2 separate regions of the Mus musculus genome follow, and region 2 is linked to region 1. A link is a contact called in ENCODE Hi-C data. All regions are on one chromosome and are shown on one strand. Each heading gives the region's core, a stretch centred on a gene start or an enhancer-like site at or near the end of the contact. The rest is flanking DNA. Distances are from core to core; before and after follow the strand shown. Region 1 holds the start of Prm2 (protamine 2). Region 2 overlaps Litaf (LPS-induced TN factor).

Region 1 (5,517 bases), core at 1,134-3,633:
GTTTGTCTAGCTGGTTTTTGGTTTTGCTTTGGTTATGACATTTTGGAATGGTAATGTATATCCTGTGATGTGGGAGGTATGTGATCTGCTTCTTGCTTTGTCATTTTAGGGGAATCACAGCTAACAGATTGCATGAATCTTAGAAGAGACTTTGGACATTTAACTTCGTTGAGACTATTATAGACTATAGAACTTTACCAAAGATTCATGTGTTTGAACAAGCATATGGGAAGCCACTATTAGGGAGTGGCACTATTAGGAGGTGTGGCCTTGTTGGAGGAAGTGTGTCACTGTGGGGATGGGTTTAGAGACTCCTCAGGCAAGATCCCACCCAGCTATGGTTGTTTGTGTTTACAGTTGAACAAGGTTAGATGTTTTCATTTGGATTTTTAACCTGGAAAACTTTACAATCCAGAAAGGTAGGATGGAGGGCACAGACCTTTTTGATCTAGATCTTGAGGAATAGTGGCCATGAAGAGCTTAGGCCCACGCATGGTGGTACACACTTTTAATCCCAGAAGACAAAGGCAAGCAGATCTCTAAATTCAAAGTCAGCTTGGGACAGAGCAAGTTCAAGGTGAAGAAAAGCTTGAGTTCAAGCATAATGCTGGTTAACAGTGATTAAGAGACCAGCACAAAAAAATCTAATACCTTGTGCTACAGCTGGACTTGGTAATGTGTAAGATATGTGTGTGTTGCTGGTTTTGAAGGCATGAGGGAGTCATAGAGAGCAGCTGAGGCTTGGCACTGTGAGAGAGCCAAGGCCATTGATGAAGGTGCAGGACTGAAGGGGCCATGCTTGGCAAGGTGAGGCCTGGCACCATGAAGGGATCCTATGAGAGGCTATTGGTGAAGCCTAGTTGCAGTGGAAAACCCCAGCATGTTGGAAATGCCATCCCCATGACACTAGAACAAGTAAAGTTGAAGTTGCCTTGGAGATGACCTATTAGAGATGTCAGAGTTCTGAGGTACCTGCTGAGGAACCAGCCCAAGAGAACGGAGTTTGTTGCTGCTGAATGCCAGCTCTGCCAACAGTAATCAACAAGGATGAAAGGTGTTGGGGATCAGTTTGGAGTTTGTCTAGCTGGTTTTGGTTTGGTTCAGTATTTTTTTACTATGATAATGTACATTCTGTGATGTGGGAGATATGTGATCTACTTTTTGGTTTTGTCTTTGGACATTTAACATTGTTGAGACTATTACAGACTATAGAGCTTTTGACCCAAAGATTCATGTGTTTGAACAAGTATATGGGGTCCAGGGAGGGGCACTATTAGGAGGTGTGGCCTTGTTGGAGGAAGTGTGTCACTGTGGGGATGGGTTTAGAGACTCCTAGCTGCCTGAGGATGCCACGCTTCCCATCTCAGCTCCAGCACCAAGTCAGCCTGGATGATGCCACGTTTCCCATCATAATGGACTAAACCTCTGAAAGTGTAAGCCAGCCCCAATTAAATGTTTGCCCTTATAAGAGTTGCCTTGGTCACGTGTATCTTCAATGGAGTGTCCAAGACAGTGGGGGGTGTCCAAGATCCTGTGGCCTGGCATGTGCCTAAGAACTGGACAAGTTGTGTTTCCCACTATAGCCCAGTGGCCACAGTAACAAATCAAACTATTATTTTCCAGCAAGAGTAGCCATCTACTGTGTACTCTGCACTCTACCATAGACTGAAATTACTAGGTTGTGCGGTTGTGCACTTTTTGCAACTAGTTTAGATCTTATTTAAGCTAGCACTACTAACTGCTCATTGTCCTGTGACAGGCTCAGATTCAAGAATTATGAGGGACTATGTCCCTCTGCCCCACTCCCACACCCTTCTGATTCTGGACTATTCATCAGCAAGGTAGAGTTGAGAATCAACAAATGTCTCAGATATGCCTCAGGAAAGTAGAGGTAGGCAGACCTGGTTAGCCTAAGATCCAAGATAGGAAGTTAAGAAGTTAAGAAGCGCTTATCTGTGCCTCAGTTTCCCCCATGGGAAGATATGTTACACTGTCCTTAATGCACATGGAGTGGGTGGGAAGCTTTTGCTAGGAGTTGGTAGAGTGCTTCCTCGAATGCCCAACCAAGGCCATGCATGGGCTGCATCTCCAACACTGCATGTCCAGGGCATGGAAGCACACATATGTGATTCCAACCCCTGGGAGGTAAAGGGACCAGGGTTAGAAGTTCAAGGTCATTCTTCATTGTGTGAGGCCATCTCACATTCAATAAGTCAGCATGCTTCAAAGCAAGATGAGTAACTTGGCCCCTAAGCCAGTCCTGCAAACCCTGTGCCGCCCTCACAGAGGGGACTGGGCAGGGTGGGAACAATCAATCAGGGGTGGGCCGACAGGTCACAGTGGGGTTTACCTTTATATATGAGCCCTCTGAGAGCCCCAAACACCAGACCATCATCACCACCAAGAGCAGGTGGGCAGGCTTTCGTCCCTCCTCCTCCAATCCAGGTCAGCTGCAGCCTCAATCCAGAACCTCCTGATCTCCTGGCACCATGGTTCGCTACCGAATGAGGAGCCCCAGTGAGGGTCCGCACCAGGGGCCTGGACAAGACCATGAACGCGAGGAGCAGGGGCAGGGGCAAGGGCTGAGCCCAGAGCGCGTAGAGGACTATGGGAGGACACACAGGGGCCACCACCACCACAGACACAGGCGCTGCTCTCGTAAGAGGCTACATAGGATCCACAAGAGGCGTCGGTCATGCAGAAGGCGGAGGAGACACTCCTGCCGCCACAGGAGGCGGCATCGCAGAGGTAAGCACCCCACAGCCGACCCCCTGGCCACCTGTGCTGCTGCTGCCCATCTAAACCCTGCTGCCTTCCAGGCAGCCTAGCAAACCTCGACTTTCCTTTCTACAGGCTGCAGAAGATCCCGAAGGAGGAGGAGATGCAGGTGCAGGAAATGTAGGAGGCACCATCACTAAGCCTCCCCAGGCCTGTCCATTCTGCCTGGAGCCAAGGAAGTCACTTGCCCAAGGAATAGTCACCTGCCCAAGCAACATCATGTGAGGCCACACCACCATTCCATGTCGATGTCTGAGCCCTGAGCTGCCAAGGAGCCACGAGATCTGAGTACTGAGCAAAGCCACCTGCCAAATAAAGCTTGACACGAGATTCACTGACTGCTGTCTCCTTTTCAACAACACCGTGGGCCTTAGGGAAGGGGCCTGAGGGAAGGGGCCTGAGGGAAGGGACTAGGGAAAACAAGGTCCACTCCTACAGCTACTGTCAGGAAGTGACCTGAACCATGGATAGAATTGGCCAAATCCAAGCATCCTTACGGTGAAGTGTGAACTAAAATGAAGAGCTGGAATGGGGTGGGGAGGGGGTGGGGTGGCATGGTGGAGCTGGACTGAGACCATCTTCCCAGCACATGAGTTAACATGTTCAGCTCCTCTAGTTTGTGCCCTCTCCAGCGTCTACTCTACCCCAATCATTCCAGCTCAGCCAGGGTTCCTGGAAAATGTAAGCATAGCTCCAAATTCTGGGGTGGGGGAGGGTGGTGCCTTGGAGCCTTTGTGAGGTCAGTGCCACACCCACCAGTCTCACACTCTCTCGCTACCCAGGCTGCCTCCCTCCTAGTCCAGAGAGACAGGAGTGGGCGATGGGTTCCCGCTGTGCCAAGCTCAGCACTGGCCATGGCCCAGCCCAGAACACTGGTCACAGCCGTGGCCACGAGTCCTCCATGAAGAAGCTCGTGGCCTGTGTGAGTCAAGACAACTTTTCCCTGTCATCAGAGGGCGAGGAAGAGGAGGAGGACGAGGAAGAGGAGGAGGAGGAAGAAGAAGAAGAGGAAGAGGAGCAAATCCCGGTGAAGGGCAAGCTGCTGCTGCTGGAGCCCGAAAAGCAAGAGAGCGCCGAGGATGGGGAGGCCCAGCCAAGCCCCGAGCCCAAGCAGACACACTCCTGAGCCACAAGGCCTGCCTGGCAATGGGTGCCCATTGCCACGCCAGAGGACATTCAGAAAAGAATAAAGAGTCTCCATGGAACTCTCTTGGTCTCCCTCTTTCCCTTTATGTGCATACGTGTGTGTGTGTGTGTGTGTGTGTGTGTGTGTGTGTGTGTGTGTGTGAGAGAGAGAGAGAGAGAGAGAGAATGCCTCACTGGGGGTGCTGTCCAAGGCTGGATATGTTTTGATTCAGGCTCTATGTAGCATCCTCTATGGAGGATGTGGCTATATGCAGGGAAGCCCAGAGGAAAGTTCCATCTCCTATTAACTCCTATTCAAAAGAAACAGCAGTATGTGGGAGGAAGGAGGCCCTCTCAGCCCTTGGCTTTCACCCACCTTGCCACTGAGGGCTCTTGGGATCTGGGAAGTGAAACCCAGTGAAACCTTAGGAGAGGCAAGGAACACAAAGGTCTCCAAGTGGGTTTGGGGAAGGTTGATAGGGCTCAAATTCATGCCAGAGACCCAAATATGTCTTTCACGTGTGGCCAGTTCTCCCATGGGAGCTGCAGAGGCCTCAGGGCTGGCTGTGTAGCACAAGCACAGAGCCTGTGCCTTAGGTGTACTGCCCCAACAAGGATCTGCATGTGGGGACAGCCCTGGGTGTAGGTGCCACCAGCCACTACTCCTGAAACTTTGGACTTATGGCTACAGCAGCCCAGCCTGCACATCAAACCCAGGGCCTTGTACATGCCAGGCAGACTCTTGTGACAGTGCCTCTATCCTCTGTGAGAATACTTGCTAGTGGATGTGAAGGCCTGCCCAATTATAGCTCTGCATGGTACCATAATTCTTCAAAGGCTCTATCTTGGGGAGGGGAAGCTACCATTCAGCCTGCTAATATGGGAACATCCCAGACAAAGCTGGCTGCAAAAGATGAACAGAGAAGGCAGAACTCATTAAATCAGGTAGTTTCACAACGGCATGTTTATTTAAAAGTGAACTTAGAACTGGAATCCCAGAACTCTGGAGAAGATTCGTTGAGCTGAGACCATCTCAGCAGGTAAAGGAACATGTTGTCAAGCTGAGTTCAAGGAGAGAAACCACTCCTAAGAGTTGTCTTCTGAACACACTCACACATACACACACTGAATGTAAAGGCCCATGCCAGTGAATCCTGGCTGCATGGGTGGTGAGAGGGAATTCTTCAGAAGTACTGAAGTTTGGCCAGGGCCATGTGGGCAGCATTGCCTCCTACAAGAGTGTCAGAGTGATTACAGGTGGTTCTAGTAAAATACCACGACCTTGTCTTTTCCAGGCTGGGTACTAAAGCAAAGACCACCAGGACTCAAAGCATCCCAGGCTGAGAATGGGGGGGGGGGGTGGTCATGTAAGACTGAGGGAGCCCATGGGATACCCAAGATCAGGCTTCAGTTCTGTGAACCTGACCCTTAACTTCCCAGCTGCTGGGGCCCTAATCACCCTGAAAGCCTTTGTTCTAAGATGCTACCCAATCAGGGCACAGTGTCTCGCTACCCACACACTGGCTATACTTCCTATAATAGGCCAGGCACTAGGTGGCCGGGTGGAAAATGGAACTCTGCAGCTGTCTTGAGGCCTTCAAGCACAGGCTACAG
Region 2 (5,517 bases), core at 1,816-4,315, 170 kb before region 1:
ATTTTTCACTGTTTGGCTTGATCTATTCCCATCCCTGAGACAGAGCCTGCCTTAAAGACTGGTTTTGTAATGACAGACGTCTCTGGCACTCAGAATCACTTTAATTTCATAGAGTTGGGTTTTTTATTTTTGTTTTTTTTTTTCCCAAGTGCACAGAAGGGCTGCTCACACCCACCAGACACATACAGATAAGGTCACAAGTACTAAATAAAAGGCTCACATTCCTTCCTGTCTCAGCTCCTGGCCTGTGAAGGGTCTCCTTTCTCATACAGTTTCTGGGAACTCCCTTTGTTCATAAACACAGATGAAAGTTACTTGGCAGGGAGACATTTCTAGAATAACTTTTGTAATCACGATACACCATTTCTCCATTTGCTGGTGTGTTTTTAGTTGGTTCTGTTTTAGTTTTTCACATTCAGTCCAGCTTGTTGGCCAGGCCAGCCTCGAACTCCTAGGGGATCCTCAGTCTTCGGCTCTCAGACATGCAGGGCCCTAGCTGTGTGCCTCTACACCCACTGGGCCTTTTGTTCTGTTTTTCTTTGACAGAGAAACAAACAGGTAATTTCATTGCCTGCCTATGTAGGTTTGGTGTAGTTTTGAAAGCCTTGTCTCTGTGGGGTCTCTTTGAGGGAGTTGGGGGACCTCTATTTGAGCCCTGCTTCAGTGCCGAGAGATTGGGAGTGGAACTCCCTGAAACATGATTTCAGTTTTTAGAGATGACCTTCTGTGGTACGGTCATCATGGTCTCCAACATCACCAGACCAAGTAGAAGGATGTCAAAGACAAATTCAGGGCTCTTTCTAGGGTGACCACTCTGCCGTGTATAATATTGTCCCAGTCTGGCCAGCTTTCTAGGAGGCCCTGGCTCCATCCTAAGTCTACACAGGATCTGCTGCAAATAACAGTGTACGGAGTCAACCTGACCCGGAACAGAAGTCTGCATGCTGGTTAAGATGCAGCCTAGCCATTGCCTGAGCTGTTCATACAATGATCCGGAAGTGCTAGCCATTATTTTTGCAGTGAATTATGGATACCATACATGACTTTGATATCTGCTTTTAAACAAATAAAATCTTTGATCACTCAGTGAACAATCCAGTTCACCTTTTATGAAGAAAGGCCTTGTGTTGTGTTTCCAGGCATTGCCCGAAGAATCTTAAGTTGCTCTGTTACACTAGAAAATCCTTCCTGACCCACACCTCAGGCTTCAGCTGCAGCAAGATGACTGTTGCTAACGAGTTGCGTTCGAAGGTTTGGCTGTCGGGAGCCCTTAGTCGTCATCAATGGCAGCAAGCCACGGCTTTCAAGTTTTAATAAAATGCCAAGAAGGAAGCTGTCCCCATTCATTCTCTGAACAAAACCCTCCTTGTTCATTGGCCCAGGGTGGCTATGAGATACTAGGAGAGGGGGTGCCAAGCCCAGAGCATGGCTGCCACCCCATTCTCCTACCTGTGGTGACAGCTTCAAGTTGAAAGGTATGGGGGAATTGAGTCATTTAGTTGTGGTTTGTATTGCACTGAAACCCTTATTTGTGTTGTGAAATTGCTGCTCATGGGGTCTCAACTATGTGGTTTCTCTTTTATTTGGTCAAGTTCAAGGCTGTGCATTAGAAGTTTGGCTGTCATTGTGATGTGTAACTGATCTCAAGCTGGTATTCATTACCCCTGCAGAGTCTTCTAAACAAAGGCCCTGTGTGGAGGACTGCAAGATATAGATTACTTGGAGTAAATTGCCAGGTGCCCACGTGCTTTTGTGAATTTAGACTCCTGCCACTGTGTCTTGGGGGATAGACAAGTATGCTAGTCTAGCTGGCCTCTCAGGTCCCCAGATCTACCTAGGCAGACTCTGCTAGCTGGCTAACAGTCACCGTACATCCAAGGCTTCCTCCCACCACACCCCCAAACAGGATGGAGGCTGTGTGGGGACTCTGTACAAACTCTCAAGAAGGGACTTTGAACATGGCTGGCCTTGGTGCCCATTGCCCCAGTACATGGAGGGGTGGATGTTTCCTGGTGAGCCTGTTGGTAGAGAAGCTGGGAGGGCAATGCAGGAAGCTGCGGCGAGGGTGTGCGGTGAGGGTGTACGGGAAGTGAGTGGCCATCAGTAGTCCCTGCTGCGGCGAGGGTGTGCGGTGAGGGTGTACGGAAGTGAGTGGCCATCAGTAGTCCCTGCTGCGGCGAGGGTGTGCGGTGAGGGTGTACGGGAAGTGAGTGGCCATCAGTAGTCCCTGCTCCTGGGCCACCACTGCTTTTGACTTGCAAAATGGTCTGGGTGTGGAAGCTTCTTTCTCAGGATCTCTGCCTTTTCCTCACTCCCTCATGCCAGTTCTTTACTACTAGGGATTGAATCCATGGCCTCTCAGGCTCTAGGTACGGGACCAGACCAAACACCTGCCCTGCTAGGGAGTCCAGCTGCACTTGTTTGCAAGAGGTCCTCCTTGCTGAGCTTGTTGTCTGTGTACCCCCGCTCCCCCGTGGAGGGATGGAGAGGGTCATGGGACCTTCACCTGACTCCAGGCACTCCCTGTTTGCATGTAGCCTCCAGAGGTCTGAAGAGCTGAGTAGACTCAGCTGAGCTGAGAGAGGCAGCTCCAGTGTGGCTGTGGGGAAAACCACCACTGCTTGGTACTGACTTTCCTTTGCAACCTCATGGGGGAGGAGCATCACACCCCTGCAACAGACCCCTCACCTGCATTCTCTAAGGAGTTCCAGTAAACTCATTCATGCCCTGAGTGAACTTGGGCAGAACTTGGCCTGGACTTGTTATTTCGACCTTGGGATGAGAGAGGTAGAATTTGCTTATGTCCTTGCTGGAAGGAATTTTAGTAACACTGTGACATCTTGAGCCCTTGATTTGGCCATTTATTGGTTTTTCTGTTCTGTTTTGGTTTGGAACCAGGTCAGGGTACACAGTTCAGGGAGATGGGGAGCTCCAGGGGTGCCTTCACCCTCCCTGCCCTCCCCCAACCCAGCACTGGGATGAGAGGCACCCACTCAGAAAGACTCCAGAATGCACAAAAGGGCAGCATGACTGCTGGGGGCGGGGGAACTTGAGGCTGCTTCCCTAAGCTGTAATTTGCATTTTGTGTAAGTGTCTGAAACTAAAGCAGTAGGAAGAATGTGTATCCCATGCCAACTGGGAGGTGGTGGTTGGGCATCGGCTCTCCCTCCATAGGCCTCAATCTAAGACAGCCAAGAGTGCATATCTGGCTGAGGGGTCTTTTTGTGTGTCTTCCTGAGTGTATGCATGTAGGGGTTTGGGTGTGGCTGGAGTGGAGGGTTTGTTATATAAGCTTTTCTAAAATGGACAGTGTAGCTCTGTGCTGTGGGAGCTTGGTGTGTGTGTGTGTGTGTGTGTGTGTGTGTGTGTGTGTGTGTGAGTGTGTGTGGCAGAGCTGTATCTCCGATAACAGTGACATGGCCAGCTCACCAGCTGCCAGCCTAGGACCAGCTGTTTGTGGCCACTGAAGCATAATGGCAGGGTGCGTCCCGTGTCACACTGTGTGGATGATTGGGTGTAGCATTCTCTCTTCTGCTGCCGTTCTAGGTTGGTGCGCTCTTATTTTGTGTGTTGCTTGCCCTGTGCCCGGCAGCAGTGAATCAGTGCAGGCCTCCACCTAAGACAGTTGTGAGTGTGTTTGTGTGTATCTCTCTGTTTCTGTGTAGAGGAAGGGATGGATCTGCAGGCCAAGCCCCCTTGAGAGAAGCTGCTAAGATACAGTACCTTGCTAACATGGGCACTGAAGGATGCTTAAGCACGCTCCTACCTGGCTTTCCCTACTTCCAGCCATTCAGTCTTGCCTGGAGTCCCAGCCAGGACAAGGCATCGTGGGGAAGACTCGCTAGGCCAGGTGAATGCTCTCTCAGCAGCAGGAAGCTTTTGTACATGGAACCTGCGGGGACCCCAAATCCCTCTAGCAGCATGACCAGTGTGGGCTGGCTAGCACAGAAATGCTTTCATTGTATTGTTTTAGTAATTAGAAGGGGAAATGCCTATATATGGTAACAAGCCTTCCTCCTTTAACAGCCGAGGAGCTGAGCTGTCTCTCCGCCCAGTACGATGACATACTGACCTGGGCTTGGGCGTTACAGTACATGGATGACCTCCTGAAGATTTAGGTCAGTTTTGGTCAGTTACACTCCCTTTTGATGTCCTTTTCCGTTTTCTATTTACTTATTGTTTGTTTATTTATATTTTTTCCTTTCCTTTCTTTTTGAGAGTTCTATAGCCCGTGTTGGCCATGAACTTTTATGTGGCTATGTAGCCAATAATGACCTTGAATTTCTGATCTTCCTGCCCCACCTCCCTAGTGCCGGGATACAAGCAAGCACTAGTTGCCCAGTTTATGTGTGCTAGAGATGGAACCAGGGCCCCAAACATGCTAGCCAAGTACTCTGTCACTGAACGGATGTCCAGCCCTTCATGGTTGACTTCTGTCGGGCCTGGGATAGTGTTCACAAGGTATGGATCATCCAGGTCACAGCCTTGGACATGAAAGGCTTTTGTGCCAGACAGCCTCAGTTCTGTATCCTGGTCCCACATGGTAGAAGGAGAGCTCAACTCCTACAAGTTGTCCTCTGAGCTTCACACACGCACCATGGCAGAAACTCACAATTACAAAAACTAAATGCAATAAAAAGGCGTCCAAAAATAATGCCATCACATCCCCCTAGTTCTTGACGATGGCAGTCTTTTTGTTGTTGTTGTTGTTTTGTTTCTTGAGACAGGGTTTCTCTGTGTAGCCCTGGCTGTCCTGGAACTCACTTTGCAGAACAGGCTGGCCTCGAACTCAGAAATCCACCTGCTTCTGCCTCCCAAGTGCTGGGATCAAAGGCATGTGTGCCACCACGCCCGGCAATGATGGCAGTCTTGCTTATAAATGCACACTGAGATCCCTTTACTCCTGCTGAGAACCCGGGATGAAAGGCAGCCTTCGGTGGCACTTACAAATAAAGCAAGGGGGCTTGAGGAGGCTGTGCATGCTGGGTAGCAATGTTGGAACTGTTCACAGCAGAGGGACCTCAGGTCTAAAATTCACCCAGGACTTAGAATACATCACGACCCTGGCCACATCCTTCTGTGGGGGCTGTGAGCTGTAGGATGTTCAGCAGCCTCCTTGGTCTCCACCCAATAGTCTCACACCAGCTGTGCTTAAAACACACACACACACACACACACACATGCACACACACATGTATATGTTTTTCCAACATGACTCTCAGTGCCTATTAGGCACAAAAATCACTCTAGAGCTCCAGCAAAGCGCAGGGCCCACAGCCAGTCCTCCCACACTCAGGATTTGTATCCCTGGCTGGCCTGAGCTTACGGTTAAACACATGTTATGTCCTAAAAAAGGAAAAAAGTGCCCACACCCATGGTGTGGGTGAGCCTCAAAAGCACGGAGCAAAGAGAAAGCAGATGTGAGAGGCCATGTGCCTAAGACAACCTGAAGTGCACAGAACATATCTGGGATGGAGCTCAGTTGGTGGGGAGCTTATCCCGCATATGCAGTCTCAG

What was found. A loop is a pair of places that touch in the nucleus more often than their neighbours do.
Region 2: a map of T-helper 2 cell shows a loop between it and region 1 (2.7-fold over the local background). The contact joins the enhancer-like site here to the promoter of Prm2 in region 1. A Hi-C loop is called at or near these places in 1 of 37 maps with a recorded cell type or tissue (T-helper 2 cell).

What each region holds. Positions count from the first base shown.
Region 1 is chr16:10,788,971-10,794,487 of GRCm38, reverse strand. Prm2 (protamine 2) reads left to right here and starts at 2,383. Exons shown (of 2, transcript NM_008933.2): 1 at 2,383-2,748; 2 at 2,854-3,111. The coding sequence starts at 2,490. The coding sequence ends at 2,918. It overlaps Prm3 (protamine 3), which reads left to right and starts at 3,574. Exons shown (of 1, transcript NM_013638.2): 1 at 3,574-3,980. The coding sequence starts at 3,599. The coding sequence ends at 3,904.
Region 2 is chr16:10,955,088-10,960,604 of GRCm38, reverse strand. It overlaps Litaf (LPS-induced TN factor), which reads left to right. Exons shown (of 4, transcript NM_019980.2): 4 at 1-1,332. Among named protein-coding and RNA genes, the nearest start is that of Litaf, 35 kb to the left of the region's middle. Within about 2 kb of position 3,065, at least 1 of the 3 ENCODE cell types and tissues checked has a DNase peak (open chromatin) inside an H3K27ac peak, as active enhancers do.